2 separate regions of the Homo sapiens genome follow, and region 1 is linked to region 2. Evidence: chromatin contacts called from ENCODE Hi-C or POLR2A ChIA-PET data. All regions are on one chromosome and are shown on one strand. The core of a region is the stretch at or near the end of the contact, and the rest is flanking DNA. Distances in the headings are between cores, read along the strand shown. Region 1 overlaps SMAD4 (SMAD family member 4). Region 2 holds the start of SMAD4 (SMAD family member 4).

Region 1 (6,205 bases), core at 1,673-4,172, 53 kb after region 2:
ATTATCTTTCAGATGTGTTTACTTTTGCCTGGAGAACTTTTAGCTATAGAAACACTTGTGTGATGATAGTCCTCCTTATATCACCTGGAATGAACACAGCTTCTACTGCCTTGCTCAGAAGGTCTTTTAAATAGACCATCCTAGAAACCACTGAGTTTGCTTATTTCTGTGATTTAAACATAGATCTTGATCCAAGCTACATGACTTTTGTCTTTAAATAACTTATCTACCACCTCATTTGTACTCTTGATTACTTACAAATTCTTTCAGTAAACACCTAATTTTCTTCTGTAAAAGTTTGGTGATTTAAGTTTTATTGGCAGTTTTATAAAAAGACATCTTCTCTAGAAATTGCTAACTTTAGGTCCATTTTACTGTGAATGAGGAATAGGAGTGAGTTTTAGAATAACAGATTTTTAAAAATCCAGATGATTTGATTAAAACCTTAATCATACATTGACATAATTCATTGCTTCTTTTTTTTGAGATATGGAGTCTTGCTGTGTTGCCCAGGCAGGAGTGCAGTGGTATGATCTCAGCTCACTGCAACCTCTGCCTCCCGGGTTCAACTGATTCTCCTGCCTCAGCCTCCCTGGTAGCTAGGATTACAGGTGCCCGCCACCATGCCTGGCTAACTTTTGTAGTTTTAGTAGAGACGGGGTTTTGCCTGTTGGCCAGGCTGGTCTTGAACTCCTGACCTCAAGTGATCCATCCACCTTGGCCTCCCAAAGTGCTGGGATTACGGGCGTGAGCCACTGTCCCTGGCCTCATTGTTCCCTTTTCTACTTTAAGGAAAGTTTTCATGTTTAATCATCTGGGGAAAGTATGTGAAAAATATTTGTTAAGAAGTATCTCTTTGGAGCCAAGCCACCTGTCTTGGTTTCTTTCTACTAAGAGCCATAAAGTATAGAAATACTTCTAGTTGTTAAGTGCTTATATTTGTACCTAGATTTAGTCACACGCTTTTGAGAAAACATCTAGTATGTTATGATCAGCTATTCCTGAGAGCTTGGTTGTTAATCTATATTTCTATTTCTTAGTGGTAGTCATCTTTGATGAATAAGACTAAAGATTCTCACAGGTTTAAAATTTTATGTCTACTTTAAGGGTAAAATTATGAGGTTATGGTTCTGGGTGGGTTTTCTCTAGCTAATTCATATCTCAAAGAGTCTCAAAATGTTGAATTTCAGTGCAAGCTGAATGAGAGATGAGCCATGTACACCCACCGTAAGACCTCATTCCATGTTTGTCCAGTGCCTTTCAGTGCATTATCAAAGGGAATCCTTCATGGTGTTGCCTTTATTTTCCGGGGAGTAGATCGTGGGATATAGTCTATCTCATTTTTAATAGTTTACCGCCCCTGGTATACAAAGATAATGACAATAAATCACTGCCATATAACCTTGCTTTTTCCAGAAACATGGCTGTTTTGTATTGCTGTAACCACTAAATAGGTTGCCTATACCATTCCTCCTGTGAACAGTGCAGATTTACAGGTTGCATGGTCTGGCTTAAGGAGAGCCATACTTGAGACATGTGAGTAAACTGAACTCATATTAGCTGTGCTGCATTTCAGACTTAAAATCCATTTTTGTGGGGCAGGGTGTGGTGTGTAAAGGGGGGTGTTTGTAATACAAGTTGAAGGCAAAATAAAATGTCCTGTCTCCCAGATGATATACATCTTATTATTTTTAAAGTTTATTGCTAATTGTAGGAAGGTGAGTTGCAGGTATCTTTGACTATGGTCATCTGGGGAAGGAAAATTTTACATTTTACTATTAATGCTCCTTAAGTGTCTATGGAGGTTAAAGAATAAAATGGTAAATGTTTCTGTGCCTGGTTTGATGGTAACTGGTTAATAGTTACTCACCATTTTATGCAGAGTCACATTAGTTCACACCCTTTCTGAGAGCCTTTTGGGAGAAGCAGTTTTATTCTCTGAGTGGAACAGAGTTCTTTTTGTTGATAATTTCTAGTTTGCTCCCTTCGTTATTGCCAACTTTACTGGCATTTTATTTAATGATAGCAGATTGGGAAAATGGCAAATTTAGGTTACGGAGGTAAATGAGTATATGAAAGCAATTACCTCTAAAGCCAGTTAACAATTATTTTGTAGGTGGGGTACACTCAGCTTAAAGTAATGCATTTTTTTTTCCCGTAAAGGCAGAATCCATCTTGTTGCAGATAGCTATCTAAATAATCTCATATCCTCTTTTGCAAAGACTACAGAGAATAGGCTATGACAATCTTGTTCAAGCCTTTCCATTTTTTTCCCTGATAACTAAGTAATTTCTTTGAACATACCAAGAAGTATGTAAAAAGTCCATGGCCTTATTCATCCACAAAGTGGCATCCTAGGCCCAGCCTTATCCCTAGCAGTTGTCCCAGTGCTGCTAGGTTGCTTATCTTGTTTATCTGGAATCACTGTGGAGTGAAATTTTCCACATCATCCAGAATTGCCTTATTTAAGAAGTAAAACGTTTTAATTTTTAGCCTTTTTTTGGTGGAGTTATTTAATATGTATATCAGAGGATATACTAGATGGTAACATTTCTTTCTGTGCTTGGCTATCTTTGTGGACTTCAGGGGCTTCTAAAACAGACAGGACTGTGTTGCCTTTACTAAATGGTCTGAGACAGCTATGGTTTTGAATTTTTAGTTTTTTTTTTTTAACCCACTTCCCCTCCTGGTCTCTTCCCTCTCTGATAATTACCATTCATATGTGAGTGTTAGTGTGCCTCCTTTTAGCATTTTCTTCTTCTCTTTCTGATTCTTCATTTCTGACTGCCTAGGCAAGGAAACCAGATAACCAAACTTACTAGAACGTTCTTTAAAACACAAGTACAAACTCTGGGACAGGACCCAAGACACTTTCCTGTGAAGTGCTGAAAAAGACCTCATTGTATTGGCATTTGATATCAGTTTGATGTAGCTTAGAGTGCTTCCTGATTCTTGCTGAGTTTCAGGTAGTTGAGATAGAGAGAAGTGAGTCATATTCATATTTTCCCCCTTAGAATAATATTTTGAAAGGTTTCATTGCTTCCACTTGAATGCTGCTCTTACAAAAACTGGGGTTACAAGGGTTACTAAATTAGCATCAGTAGCCAGAGGCAATACCGTTGTCTGGAGGACACCAGCAAACAACACACAACAAAGCAAAACAAACCTTGGGAAACTAAGGCCATTTGTTTTGTTTTGGTGTCCCCTTTGAAGCCCTGCCTTCTGGCCTTACTCCTGTACAGATATTTTTGACCTATAGGTGCCTTTATGAGAATTGAGGGTCTGACATCCTGCCCCAAGGAGTAGCTAAAGTAATTGCTAGTGTTTTCAGGGATTTTAACATCAGACTGGAATGAATGAATGAAACTTTTTGTCCTTTTTTTTTCTGTTTTTTTTTTTCTAATGTAGTAAGGACTAAGGAAAACCTTTGGTGAAGACAATCATTTCTCTCTGTTGATGTGGATACTTTTCACACCGTTTATTTAAATGCTTTCTCAATAGGTCCAGAGCCAGTGTTCTTGTTCAACCTGAAAGTAATGGCTCTGGGTTGGGCCAGACAGTTGCACTCTCTAGTTTGCCCTCTGCCACAAATTTGATGTGTGACCTTTGGGCAAGTCATTTATCTTCTCTGGGCCTTAGTTGCCTCATCTGTAAAATGAGGGAGTTGGAGTAGATTAATTATTCCAGCTCTGAAATTCTAAGTGACCTTGGCTACCTTGCAGCAGTTTTGGATTTCTTCCTTATCTTTGTTCTGCTGTTTGAGGGGGCTTTTTACTTATTTCCATGTTATTCAAAGGAGACTAGGCTTGATATTTTATTACTGTTCTTTTATGGACAAAAGGTTACATAGTATGCCCTTAAGACTTAATTTTAACCAAAGGCCTAGCACCACCTTAGGGGCTGCAATAAACACTTAACGCGCGTGCGCACGCGCGCGCGCACACACACACACACACACACACACACACACAGGTCAGAGTTTAAGGCTTTCGAGTCATGACATTCTAGCTTTTGAATTGCGTGCACACACACACGCACGCACACACTCTGGTCAGAGTTTATTAAGGCTTTCGAGTCATGACATTATAGCTTTTGAGTTGGTGTGTGTGACACCACCCTCCTAAGTGGTGTGTGCTTGTAATTTTTTTTTTCAGTGAAAATGGATTGAAAACCTGTTGTTAATGCTTAGTGATATTATGCTCAAAACAAGGAAATTCCCTTGAACCGTGTCAATTAAACTGGTTTATATGACTCAAGAAAACAATACCAGTAGATGATTATTAACTTTATTCTTGGCTCTTTTTAGGTCCATTTTGATTAAGTGACTTTTGGCTGGATCATTCAGAGCTCTCTTCTAGCCTACCCTTGGATGAGTACAATTAATGAAATTCATATTTTCAAGGACCTGGGAGCCTTCCTTGGGGCTGGGTTGAGGGTGGGGGGTTGGGGAGTCCTGGTAGAGGCCAGCTTTGTGGTAGCTGGAGAGGAAGGGATGAAACCAGCTGCTGTTGCAAAGGCTGCTTGTCATTGATAGAAGGACTCACGGGCTTGGATTGATTAAGACTAAACATGGAGTTGGCAAACTTTCTTCAAGTATTGAGTTCTGTTCAATGCATTGGACATGTGATTTAAGGGAAAAGTGTGAATGCTTATAGATGATGAAAACCTGGTGGGCTGCAGAGCCCAGTTTAGAAGAAGTGAGTTGGGGGTTGGGGACAGATTTGGTGGTGGTATTTCCCAACTGTTTCCTCCCCTAAATTCAGAGGAATGCAGCTATGCCAGAAGCCAGAGAAGAGCCACTCGTAGCTTCTGCTTTGGGGACAACTGGTCAGTTGAAAGTCCCAGGAGTTCCTTTGTGGCTTTCTGTATACTTTTGCCTGGTTAAAGTCTGTGGCTAAAAAATAGTCGAACCTTTCTTGAGAACTCTGTAACAAAGTATGTTTTTGATTAAAAGAGAAAGCCAACTAAATCATTATGTGCTCATTCTTTTTCTTAAGCTTGTGGATGTCTTGGATCTGGAAAGGGTTTCTGATCACTTAGAGAATTTTCAAACTTTAGGTCAACATTTTCCTTTATTGCCTTGTGGCCACTGAAATGGGAAATGTGACATTTAAAATATGACCCTGGAATAACAGTCCCCATTCTTCTCTCATTTTTAAAAGGAGAAGGTGAAGTGATGGTGATCAGAGAGATGGGTGCTAGGGAATTATAAGAACCAGGATGCTTAAAGGAGAGGTAAAATTGGAAATTGGAGACCCTTTCATTGCCCAGCTAAGGGATAAGGAAAGCTGTTTCTCTCCCATCTGCCTTCTCTGTGAAATAGGGGTCAATGGGAGGGGAGTGGTGGTCAGGTAAGTAGATTCCGTGGCAATGGCTTGTATATAACAAGACCACATCAGCATTTTATTTCTAAGCTTGCTGACATGAGTTTCAGAGAGTTTATCGGGCTGAGAGATTTCTTCTCACCTGTTTGCTAACCTGAAATTTATAGTATTTTAGGCTAGAACTTGAAGAGGATAGTAGGTTAGCATTCAGTTGAGAAAAAGGAAAAACATTGTGGAGCACTTCAGGTGAAAGGGCAGTTGTGTGTCTCTCTGCCTTCTGCTCTTGACCCTTAATTCTTTGTGCTTAATTCCATCTCCTCCCACGTCACAACTCTCTCACAAATGGCAGTCTCAAAGCTTAGGGAATCTCCATCACTTCTTCAAACCTTTCCCACCCCTGTTGTCTTACTGATAAATTGTAATGCCCTTTCTCCTCAGCCCTTTGTATTCTAAAAGAATAATTCCATTAGTTCTGGCCTACTTTTGGAGTGGCATCCACATCTATATTTTGATAGTTTTGTTAGGCCACCACTAGGTCTCAGACAGATGGACAAGAGGCGTTCAGGGAGAGCAGACAATCCATTGCCAGCAGACCTACCTTAATCGAGTGGTAGTAAAGGAAGTTCCCTAAGCAGAAAAGAAAGAATGATAGAAGCAAAGTTGGAACATCAGGAAGGAAAAACCGAAAACCCCAAAAAAACTTGGTAAGCAAAAATATGGGTAAGTAGGATTTCCTTCTCAACTTGAGTTTTATAAATTACATTTGATAGTTGAAACAAAAATTATAACACTGCCTGAGGTGGTTCAAAATGTATATAGAGGTACTATTTAAAACAATTATAAACAGGTAAGAGTAAAGGAACCTATAGGAATATAGGTTT
Region 2 (5,535 bases), core at 831-3,330:
GTAAAAAGGTGAAGGGAACCTGAAGGGAAATTCTGAGAAGAGGTTGAGCTTACAGGGAATATCATTTGCATAAATAAATACATGGTGTGGTAGACTCTAAAGAGGCCCCATATGATTCCCACCTCCTGGTGTTCAAGCTTTTGTGTGTTTCCTTCCCCTTCAATGTAGGTGGCGCCTGTGATTTGCTTCTGGCCAGCAATGTATGGCAAAGGTGACAGAGTATGAGTGATACTGTGTATGTGATGATGTTACATAAGATTGAAACCAGTGTCTTGCTGAGACTCTTCCCGTTGCTGGCTTCGAAGAGGCAAGCTGCCATATTGTTAGCTTCCCTATGGAGAGCACCACATGGCAAGGAACAGAGGGGGTCTCCAGCCAACAGCCTGCAAAGGACTAAGGCCCTCAGTCCTGTAGCCTGCAAGGAACTGAATGGTGCCAACAACCACATGAACTTGGAAGCAGATCCTTTGTTCCAGCCTCACTTTGTAGAGGACCCAGCTAAGCCATGCCTGGAATCCTGACTCAGAGAATCTGTAAGATCATAAATGTTTGTTGTTTTAGGCTTCTATATTTGTGGTGAGATTGTTATACAGCAATAGGTAACTAATACAGACGGAATAGAAGAAGTTTAGTTATAACAATGTCTCAATTTCTTAAAAACTTCTTCTGAGGTATATTACCTAAGATTCACATATTGATCTGTTACCAAATCATGTTTTGTAATCTATCAGCTGACAGATCTTCCTTCAGTTTTGTTGACAGAAAAGATTTGAAAACTATCTGACTTGAAAAATAATTTAATATCCATTCACTAAGGTCATTTACTTTCTCAGCATAGATACCGATTTTTGAATTGTCCCTTTTGGATTGCTGGGGAGGTTCTGCATTGATCCCATGCACCTTAGTAGTGGGTGAGAATTTTGACTTTCTTCTGTAAGGTGGGAGGACAGTTTTGAAAGGGGATGCTGTGTCCTCAGCTCCTTTCTCAAGCTGGGCAAGTTTAGAAAATAGAATATATAGCAATGGAAGATGTGGAAATGAATTCCCTTAAAACTGGTCTCCATAAACCCCAGGGGTAAGAGAACACCAGTTTGGAGCTTTAGGGGCTTTCTGGTCAAAGAGGGAATGGCCCAGGCGGTGATGTGGAGGATAGAATGAAGCACTGAGTATGAGTGGCGAAGGCGTACGGTGGGTGTAGAGATTTTCTGGGCGACGTGACCTAAGAAATGACTTTAGAACTGGCTAATCATTGGTTTTGGAGGGACTAAAAGTAGTTCCTGGTTGGTGAAAATAAATCATTAATGCGTTTTAAATGAAAAAGAAATGCATGCGTCTTGTAAAAAATGTGAAATAAAAGAGGCATAAAGTCAAAAGCAGAGCCTATGCCTTCCCCCACCAAACAAACAGGTAACCTAGTTAACAGGTGTGTCGTAGGATTCGAAGTTCGCCTCCAGCTCCGAGAGTGCGCCTACATCTCTTCCAACAAAATCCACTCACACTTGCAACGCCTGGCAAGGCTCTTCAATATGTGATTCCTTGACTGTCCTGTGCGTCTCTCGAGTGTAAACACCTCTGGGGCTCGTGATTCGGGGCTGCCAGAAAGAGAAGGAAGGTGCCGCCAGCGTCTGTTTCTTCCCGAAGTGAACTCCTACAACCTAGCCACCTTCTCCCCAGAGCTGTCGACTGGCTGTTGAAGGCCAATTTTTGTGCCTACGCAGGTCCTCAACACAGAACAAAACAAAAAAACAACAAAGGCCGGGCTAATAGCTATTTATAAACACTTACTGGACGCCCACTCTACGCCGAGCTCTCCCGCGCTCCTTGGATACTTTTTTGCAACGAGATGCCAATTTCCCCGGCGACCACTCCCTCAAACAGGCCTTCGCCTCCGCCCGCGCTGAGGCCCAGGCCCAGGTCCAGATTCAGAGCCGCCCGCCGGCTGGCGCTGCCCTGTAGGCGCCTGCGCAGAGCGACCCTCCCCGTCACTCGGAGCGGGAGGCGGGGGCAGCCGGGAGAAAGGAAAGCTGCGGGGGAAAAGGGCCAAACCCTGAAATTACCCGGATGTGGTCCCCGCGCGCGCATGCTCAGTGGCTTCTCGACAAGTTGGCAGCAACAACACGGCCCTGGTCGTCGTCGCCGCTGCGGTAACGGAGCGGTTTGGGTGGCGGAGCCTGCGTTCGCGCCTTCCCGCTCTCCTCGGGAGGCCCTTCCTGCTCTCCCCTAGGCTCCGCGGCCGCCCAGGGGGTGGGAGCGGGTGAGGGGAGCCAGGCGCCCAGCGAGAGAGGCCCCCCGCCGCAGGGCGGCCCGGGAGCTCGAGGCGGTCCGGCCCGCGCGGGCAGCGGCGCGGCGCTGAGGAGGGGCGGCCTGGCCGGGACGCCTCGGGGCGGGGGCCGAGGAGCTCTCCGGGCCGCCGGGGAAAGCTACGGGCCCGGTGCGTCCGCGGACCAGCAGCGCGGGAGAGCGGACTCCCCTCGCCACCGCCCGAGCCCAGGTAACCGCGCCATGTCCCCTCCCCTTCCCCCGGCCGGGCCCGCGCACCCCGCCTGTGGCTTCCCCGCCCCGGGGCGGGCTCCCGACGACGGCGGCGGCGGCGGCGGCGGCTGGGAGCGCGCGGAATCCTCTGGGAGGGCGACCGCGGCGGCCTGACGAGCCGGGCCGGGCGGGCCGGCTGAATGCCGGGCGGCGGTGCCTCGCGTCCCTCGGGCCCCCAGCTCCGCTTGCAGCTCGTGGGAGAATCAAGTTAAACTCGGACGGGACTCCTGCCGCGGCCGCCGCTCCTCTTTGTTGTTCTCAGTAGTTTCACGGTCGCCCCGGCTGAGCGCGTTGGGTCGGCTGGAATGTGTTGCCTTAGGGTCTAAGTGAAAGTTGTAAATTGTTTGTCTAAATTTATTTTCTCCAGCCAATTTCTGTTTTGTCTTTGTCCCCTACTTTCTCTTCCTAGTCTTGTCATGCCAGTTTACGCTTCTGGCTTTGATATGTTTACTTTTTGAGTACTGAGAGTGACAGCGGTATGCAGGACACATTCTTAGCACCTAACTGAACCCCTCCTTGCCCCCAATAAAACATGCTTCCTAATAAAAGACACAGCTGATCTTACTGTTAGCACTGCATGTACTGACAGTGAAATTGGTGTAGGGTGGAGGGCGGTGGCTCCATCACTTGTCCCAAACTGCTGTTAGGATTTCTCAAACTAGATTTTCAAAGACACAAGTGTGTTTAGTTAACCTGAAAGGTTTATTTGCTGGTGCAGAGGCTTTAAAAAGCCCTGTTGAAGATTGATAGCTGTTTCCCTTCAAAAACCTAAGTACGTTTGTTTTTATTTAAAAAAACACATTTATTTCCCAATTAGTTTCTTAATGCATTTAGTTTTTGCACCGTAGTTTAAGGTGGAATTGCCAGTTATTTAGGAATAATAAACACAACAGGATAATAGCGGAATTACCCTGAATTGACTTTCTGCAAACATATAATCTTAGCTAATTTTTGTTAGTAACCTTTGACTTTTGCCAGAATTAGCATCCTTCTAGTCTTAGTAGCAGCTTGGTTACTCGGGTGTTTTAAGAAGTAGGTTCACTCCTTTTTGCTGGCAAAAACCATTTAGTATCAAAAAAAAAAAAATGCGTAATTTCGTAATTAGATTTAGAACAAGGCATTTGAATAATTTTTATGGTGGATTTCATAAATTACTTTTGCCATACCCTGCAGAGACTAGATAATATATATTTCAGTTGAAATCTAGGAAGTTCTAAAATGTAACTTTTTTTTAATGCTAAGGACTTACTCTCTCTATATTGGAAAGTTCTGATATGATTAGTACATAATATTCCAAACTGTAAAATGATTAACATTTAAAAATACGGTTTTTAAAATTAGTGTTTCTTCCATAATGCTGTCATGATTTTGTTTACTTAAATGGGTTTGTTACAGAACAAATGTAATAGAGATGGACCAAGCATTTGTAATTCGGAGTAGCTTTAGGTCTAAAGACGATGGTGAATTATGTAGGTTTAAGTTGTTGGAATTAAAACTAAAAGCTTCTTTTGATAAAAGTCGTTATAACATTTTGTGACTCTATTAATAGAAGTGGCTTTTTCTTTGCTTTCCAGGTTTTTGGGCGAGTTTTAAAGAAGTATTGCATCTTCGTTTTTTTTATTTTTGAAGTGGGAGTGTATGTTTCTGTTTAGGTCACTGCCTTCATTGTAAATCTTGAGTTTAGAAAAAACCAAACTGCAAATCTGTTTTTCAGACTTAATGAAAATTTGTGCCGAGAAAGTCACTTTGAAATATTTTGGAATAAGTTTTACATGAATGATTGATCTTTTATGATAGCTTTGCTGTTTGAAGCAATTCTCCCTCTACTAGGAAGCAGCAAATCTTACTTTTAAAAACCTCTGCTTCACTTTCTTAAGCTACATTTTAGTCGAGCGATTGTGTGTGAATTCTTTTTCTGTATTCCCCTTCAGTTTTTCTTTCTCCCCGCAAATTAAGGAGCGAGAATTAACCTAATTTATGCTGCCCAGTCACACTCCAGCTCTCCCACTTGGAAGCAGTTTTTTTCTGATTGAGCCAGTGTTATAGTAACATCATTAGACACTATTCTAATTGAGGTGTGAGTTACTGAGGCCTCTGCTAGGGAGGTTAACCCTACAGAATCTGTAGGGTTCATTATATTTAAACTGCATATTTCGGCTTGTCTAAATTTTTGCCTATTTTGGTGAAAACATGTTGTTTTGTCGATGTTTAAACTTAGTTCATTTTGTCCCTCTCTAGTTCATGACTAACCATTTTTTTCATTTTTAATCCAGCGATTTTTTTAGAGTGGTTCTTTAAGCATCTTGTATTAGCCATTTCAATGGTCATTATATATGTTTGGATTTCTCTTATTTTGTTGAACTAGAAGACTGTGTGGTTACGCCCCAAAATTTTTTTTTGTCTTAAAGCCATGATGAATGGGGTGACTCTGAGGTGACCATTAATCGCGTATAAAAGTAACCTGACTAAAATGTTTTCATTGTTTTCTACAGTTAAAGGACTTACACCAGCATAACACAGCATTTTTTTTTTTTTTTTTTTTTGAGATGGAGGCTCGCTCTGTTGTCCAGGCTGGAGTGCAGAGGCGCGATCTCCACTCACTGCAAACCCCGCCTTCCGGGTTCAAGCGATTCTCCTGCGTCAGCCTCCTGAGTAGCTGGGATTACAGGCATGTGCCACCACGCTTGGCTAATTTTTGTGTTTTTAGTAGAGACGAGGTTTCGCCATGTTGGCCAGACTGGTCTTGAACAACTGACCTCAGGTGATCCGCCCGCCTTGGCCTCCCAAAGTGCTGGGATTACAGGCGTGAGCCACTGCGCCTGTCCTATAACAGCATTTAATACAGTTTTGTAAAATTATCACATTTTGGGCTTTTTGTTCAACAGTTGATGAAGTCTCAATTGTTTTAAAATGAGAAATTCAAACAGTTCACAAATATATCTAGATATATTCATTTGAGCTACTTGTAGAATGATGCTGTTTGCATATATCAAGCATATGCTT

The links. A loop is a pair of places that touch in the nucleus more often than their neighbours do. ChIA-PET counts read pairs that join two places held with the same protein, here RNA polymerase II (POLR2A). Pooled maps may share reads with other maps.
Region 1: a pooled map shows a loop between it and region 2 (3-fold over the local background). The contact joins the enhancer-like site here to the promoter of SMAD4 in region 2. A Hi-C loop is called at or near these places in 2 of 168 maps with a recorded cell type or tissue (chondrocyte and uterus), 1 of 37 single-sample maps with no recorded cell type and 6 of 50 pooled maps. POLR2A ChIA-PET finds 5 or more read pairs at or near these places in 4 of 52 experiments (A673, activated CD8-positive, alpha-beta memory T cell, activated T-cell and 1 more).

The regions. Positions count from the first base shown.
Region 1 is chr18:51,080,074-51,086,278 of GRCh38, forward strand. It overlaps SMAD4 (SMAD family member 4), which reads left to right. Exons shown (of 12, transcript NM_005359.6): 12 at 1-4,969. Among named protein-coding and RNA genes, the nearest start is that of SMAD4, 53 kb to the left of the region's middle. Within about 2 kb of position 2,923, at least 4 of the 41 ENCODE cell types and tissues checked have a DNase peak (open chromatin) inside an H3K27ac peak, as active enhancers do.
Region 2 is chr18:51,028,133-51,033,667 of GRCh38, forward strand. It overlaps SMAD4 (SMAD family member 4), which reads left to right and starts at 2,081. Exons shown (of 12, transcript NM_005359.6): 1 at 2,081-2,491. LOC107985152 (a long non-coding RNA gene) reads right to left here and starts at 1,962. Exons shown (of 4, transcript XR_007066370.1): 1 at 1,786-1,962. RefSeq lists enhancers at 1-30, 1,666-1,835, 1,692-2,310 and a silencer at 2,116-2,695.